Linked DNA regions of Homo sapiens: region 1 is linked to region 2. A link is a loop called in an ENCODE intact Hi-C map of the cell type or tissue named here. Cell type or tissue: ascending aorta. All regions are shown on one strand. Links, peaks and the distances in the headings refer to the core of each region. The heading gives the core; the rest is flanking DNA.

What was found. Peaks named below come from ENCODE experiments on the same cell type or tissue, not always from the same donor. Only the 100,000 strongest peaks of a DNase experiment are listed, where the experiment ranks them.
Region 1: a loop joins it to region 2, with 1.9 times the contacts of the local background. A loop is called at or near these places in 5 of 110 quality-filtered maps.

What each region holds. Positions count from the first base shown.
Region 1 is chr2:26,622,801-26,625,711 of GRCh38, forward strand. The region is part of intron 3 of CIB4 (calcium and integrin binding family member 4); the gene reads right to left. Among named protein-coding and RNA genes, the nearest start is that of CIB4, 17 kb to the right of the region's middle. In ascending aorta, for the core only: no CTCF peak of the experiment used is centred there; a DNase peak (open chromatin) is centred at 1,482; H3K4me3 peaks cover 749 bases; H3K27ac peaks cover 1,381 bases.
Region 2 is chr2:26,681,144-26,684,054 of GRCh38, forward strand. No RefSeq gene overlaps it. Among named protein-coding and RNA genes, the nearest start is that of KCNK3, 10 kb to the right of the region's middle. In ascending aorta, for the core only: no CTCF peak of the experiment used is centred there; a DNase peak (open chromatin) is centred at 1,208; H3K27ac peaks cover 1,562 bases.

The DNA.
Region 1 (2,911 bases), core at 272-2,771, 58 kb before region 2:
GGAGAAACCCTATCTCTACTAAAAATACAAAAATTAGCCAGGCATGGCGGCACGCGCCTGTAATCCCAGCTACTCAGAAGGCTGGGGCAGAAGAATTGCTTGAACCTGGGAGGCAGAGGTTGCAGTGAGCTGAGATGGTGCTTCTGCACTCCAACATGGGCAACAGAGTGAGACTCCATCTCAAAAAAAATAAATAAGAATAAATAAATAAATAAATGATAAAAACTAAAAAAAATTTTTTTTAATTAGAATAAAAATTAAGGCTAGGTATGGTGGTTCATGCCTCTAATCCCAGCACTTTGGGAGGCTGAGGCAGGAGAATTGCTTAAACCCAGGCATTCAAGACCAACCAGACAACATGACAAGACTCCATCTCTATGAAAAACACAAAAATTAGCTGGGTGTGGTGGTACATGCCTGTGGTTCCAGCTACTCGGGAGGCTGAGGCAGGAGGATCGCTTTAGCCCCAGAGATTGAGGCTGCAGGGAGCCGTGTTCACACCACTGCACGCTAACCTGGGCAACAGAGTGAGACCCTGTCTCAAAATAAATAAATAAATAATAAAATAAATATTAAATTTTTAAAAATACACTACCATTCCCACCCCACCTACTTTTAGGATTTCTTGAAAGGCTGAGTAAATTTCAGGACTTTTCATCGCTTTCAGCCTTGGGAGTGAGTTCTTTGCAAGCTGTTCTAAGCAGATAGGAACTAGTTCTAAGCAGGACTCAGAAAGGCTCGGAAAACTTTGGGAGATACATAGAAACCGAGATGGAGCTGAAACCTTAGGGGCCATCCTGACCATACCTCCCTACACCTTGGGCAGGTTTCCAAACCTCTCTGCTCTGTAACAGATGGAATAAAATGTAGCAGGGGCGGGTCTATGCGAAGACCATCTGCCAGCAGGAAGCCCGGAGCAGGAGGAGGGAAGAGGCCAGGGGGGTGAGGTGGCCCCGCCAGTGTGCAGGCCTCCACCCTACCTGCTCCAAGGCCCTGCGATCTTCCTTTAGGCCCTGTTTCCAGCCATCCCCAGTGGATGCAACTACAGCTCTGGGCTCGGAAACTAGAAACCCAAGTCACACCATGCCACACTCATCTGTGTTTACAGAAAGCAAGATAATTATTTACAAGAACAGAAACATTGAGCTAATACACTTTTAAATACACCAAATCCATCAGACAAAAAGAAAACAGAAACTGCTGAGTGGAAAGGGGGCACTGTGTCCTGTCCCCGTGCGGGACATTTTGGTCAGCAGGCTTTTCCTGCTACCCAGGATGTTCTCTCGCCTTGTTCTCCACTGATAGGCAGACCCTTCCCAATATTCCCAAGCCCGCTTTTTCCACGAGTGAACCCAAGTTAAGAAAACAAAGCTTTCTTCCCAGACCACTCAAGCCCCTGAGCCAAGTTATATCAGTACCCAGAGCTCCCTGGGGCCCAGTTCTCAAAGCCTATTCCAGAGACGTGTTCTGGGCAGTGTGAGTCACGCAGCTCCCGTCCTTGCGGCCACAGAGGATGCAGGCACAGCCGGGCCCCCACCTCCCAGCAAGCCTCTCCTTGCTCATTTTGGGAAGCAAGGCTTCTGCTTTGTCCAGAATCGGAAAGACACAGAAGGAATCTTTAGTCCTCGCTCTAGGTCTCCAAAAGCTGGTCTGAGCACTAGGGATGAGCCAGTGACAAAGTTCTTGACAACAGGTGACAAACGGAGAACAATACGGACAAAAGGGGGTGTGTCTGAAAACACTCGAGGCTTCTTACATTTTTGTTTTAAAATTAATATTTCTTTAAAATAAAATGATGGTCACTGACAGTGGATGACATATTTTTTTTAATGTCCTTACTTGGCAAAACTGAAAGTTGGCATCTCTAGTCCTGCCTCAAAAAAAGATTTTGTTTTTGAATAAAAAGTCTGGGACCAGGCTGGGAAGTTTAGTGGGAGGGTGGGGGGCGGGGCAGGCAGGGATGGTTAATGGGTACACACAAAAAAAATAGAAAAAATGAATAAGACCTACTATTGGATAGCACAACAAGGTATTATGGTGTATATATATATATATTTTTTTTATATAGGCATTATAGTCAATAATAATTGTATATTTGGAAATAACTTAGAGGGTAATTGGATTATTTGTAACTCAAAGGATAAATGCTTGAGGGGATGGATGCCCCATTCTCCACGATGTGCTTATTTCGCATTGCATCACAACATCTCATGTACCCCATAAATATATACACCTACTATGTACCCACAAATTTTTTTGTAAGTCTGGGACATACTGTGGTAGATGGCACACCACAAAAGAGAGTAAGACCAAGTCCTAGGGCCAGAACCACAGACTCAGAGAGTGAGGAGGGCACCAGATCATCGGTCCAATCTCTTTTTGAGACCGAAGGATGCTAGAACACCCGTCAGTGACAGAAAGCGCATTCCCTCTGTGCATAGCGCTGGCAGTTAGGGAGTGTTTACTTGTATTGTGGAGAAACCTGCATGTGCTTGTACCTGGACCTATGTCTGGGACCACCTAGAGCGAGGCCTTTCCTAAGGACAGCCTTTTTTTTTTTTTTTTTTTTGAGATGGAGTTTCGCCCTTGTTGCCCAGGCTGGAGTGCAATGGCGCAATCTCAGCTCACCACAACCTCTGCCTTCTGGGTTCAAGCGATTCTCCTGCCTCCGCCTCCCAGATAGCTGGGATTACAGGCATGTGCCACCATGCCCGGCTAATTTTGTATTTTTAGTAGAGACGGGGTTTTTCCATGTTAATCAGGCTGGTCTCGAACTCCCAACCTCAGGTGATCCACCCGCTTCGGCCTCCCAAAGTGCTGGGATTACAGGCGTGAGCCACTGTGCCCACCTGTGGAAAACAGGCTCCACCCCCCCACTGCTTCCCACCCGGACTTGCACAGACAGTTTTGT
Region 2 (2,911 bases), core at 148-2,647:
CTTTCTGGCCCCAAAAATCCCGAGAGAGAATTCCCCTTTGCAGAAGGCTGGACTCCCCAGGGTAGCACAAGGTAAGCTGGCGCCCTCACCCAGGGCTAATTGGGTTCCCAGAAATTTTGACTACAACAAAAAAGCAGGTCCCAGTTCCTCCAGATTCCTAAGGTCAACACGAGTATCTGCTCCAGTCCAGGGCCCTGGCCTTTGCCTGGAATACCATCATCCCTTTGCTAGGCCTCAATTTTTCTTATTAGGAAACTCAGCAATGGGTTTTGAGCTCAATCAAGTGTTGGCGCCATCATCATGTTAGCCCTCTGCCCTTCCCCACTCTGGGCCTCTGTTCTGTCACCGGTTAAATGGGAATTCAGTCCAGATGACCTCCTGCACCACATGCAAGTTCCCTTTGGTGCTCATTTCAAGATTCTAGACTTCTGAGTCCTGCTAAGGCTCTTGCCTGCCTCTCATCAACTCAGTCCTTCCACAGCCCACCCCCCAACCCCAGGTTAGATGCTAGTGAGGTCCCTCATTAATCTAGTTGACAGGCCTGGAACCTGCTTCTGTTTGTCAATTCCTTCCTCCCAGCATGCTGGTCCAGAGCCCAGCAGCTGGGGCCATCGGTGTCAGGATTCCTCCCTTGGCAGTCCCTGTCACCCAGGCAGATCATCTAAGCCTCAGGCTAGCTTCCTTCCTGGGCTCTGGCATGGGTTGGTTTCCAGCCCTTATCAAGAAAAGAGGGAACAGAGGGCAGTGGCATGCCAGTCCTACTGTAAGGACTGCAGCTTCCCTTATCTCCCTTCATCTTGCCATCCTCTTGAGGCAGATGGGGCCAGGAACCCCACTTTAAGAAAAAGGGGCGAGGGCAGACCCCACCCAGAGGTGCCGACTCCAGAGCTTGAGCTCCTTCCTCAGCCTTGTGCTGCCTCCTTAGATCTCCTCTGGGAAAGCAGGGCACAGTTCTTTGGCCAGGAGTCCTGCCTTAACTCAATTCATCAAATATTTATTAATAGACCAGAAGCTTTGCTTGGCATGGTGTTAGGGGACAGCAAGGGACCACAGAACCTATGGGGTGATTCCCTTCCAGCCCCTGGGGTGGGCCTCGGTCCCTCCCCCAGGGCAGTGTCAGGCCATCGTCAGACACCCATGGGCCTCTGACAGCCACTTTCCCAATTGTCCTTTTGGATCCAGCAAGTTACAGCTCATTCCTTTGGCCCACATTGTTCCTTAACGACATCACTTTTTCCATCTCCCGAAGGCACCGTGCCCTTCCGCCTGAGCACTGCCTCCCAGCTGATCTCCATCTCCCTGACGTGCTGTACTTTCCATGGATCGCTGGAGGGCATCATCTCTGGATCATCTGAGATCTGTGAAGCTCAGAGCCTGAGTACCCCCAGGCCTCCCCATGGTGACCCAACACCATGACCAAACTTGTCCATTTAGTTGGATGATCCCTGTTCCTTCAAATCACTGGGTGCCCTGGAGACACGGATCTTCTCCAGGCACCCGGCTGAAAGCCTCAAAAGCATCCTTTAACTTGTGCACAGATATGGGGATCCTTATGAGTCCCTGCTTGGTCTGGATGTCAGGTTGGGCCATGGACAGCTCTTCCTCTCCCTCATCTCCACCTTGCATGGGTCACTAGCACATTCACTGGCAGTCTTCTCTCACAGTCCCTTTGCGAGCTCAAGTCACTTGGCATCACCCACAGCTCTACATACTTCCTATTCCAAGTTTAGCATAGGTTCCTCCTGGGTGAATCCAGGTGCTGGGTCCTGGCCCTCCCAACAGCCTTCCTCTCTGAGCTACTCATTCATGCATGTGACCAGTATTTTCCTAAGCTCTCACTATGTGCCAGGCCCAGTGTTGCCAGCACCTTCTGTTTTACTCTCTGTCATTGATAGCTCTGGCCCCCACCATTTTCTAGTGAGGGAGTGTGGCACAGATGGCAAAGCACACACTTGGGAGTCAGAGTTATCTGGGTTTCAGTCCCGGATCTGTCATCTGTTTGTTTGTTTATTTGTTTATTTATATATTTATTTAAGACCAAGTCTCACTCTGTCACCCAGGCTAGAGTGCCGTGGCGTGATCTCGGCTCACTGTAACCTCCACCTCCCAGGTTCAAGCGATTCTGGTGCCTCAGCCTCCTGAGTAGCTGAGATTACAGGTGCCTGCCACCACGCCCGGCTAATTTTTGTATTTTTTTAGTAGAGACAGGGTTTCACCATGTTGGCCAGGCTGGTCTCAAACTCCTGAACTCAAGTCATCTGCCTGCCTTGGCCTCCCAAAGTGCTGGGATTACAGGCATGAGCCGCTGAGCCTGGCCATGTTGTCTATTTAATTATGAAAACTTAGACAAGTTGCTTCACTGGAAGCTTCGGTTTCCTCATCTGTCAGCTGGGAATGCTGCCATTGCTAAGGTGGTTGGGAGCACTAAGTGCATTCATATATGTACGTGGTGTGATGTGTATTTCTGGCATGAAGGCAAGAAAAAGGCTGGTATATTTGGAGGAACTGCAAAGAATACAGAATGGCGGGTCTAAGGAGCCCTAGGGGAGCAATAGGGCGTGCAGCCGGAGAGGCCAGCTGGGTGAATGGTGCATGGCATGGAGGACCAACCGAGGAACCCAGGCCAGGCAGAGCCAACAAAGCCAGGAGCTCATCATGTCATACCCCTGCCCAAGCACCTTCATGTCCCCCAACTGCCTCCAAGTGGCAGTGCAGGTTTCTTTGACCAAACCAACCCTTGAGGCTTTCCAGCAAGCATCCAGTCTAGCCTTCTCTCCCATCACACTCTGAAAAAGATGGGGAATAAAGTGGCATCTTCTTTACAGTCTCTTTCTCGGTGAATGGTTAGTGCTGGGTGCGGAGGAGCAGGACAGCCCAAGCCTGCCTCTGTGCTCCAGCCCGCACGTCCTGC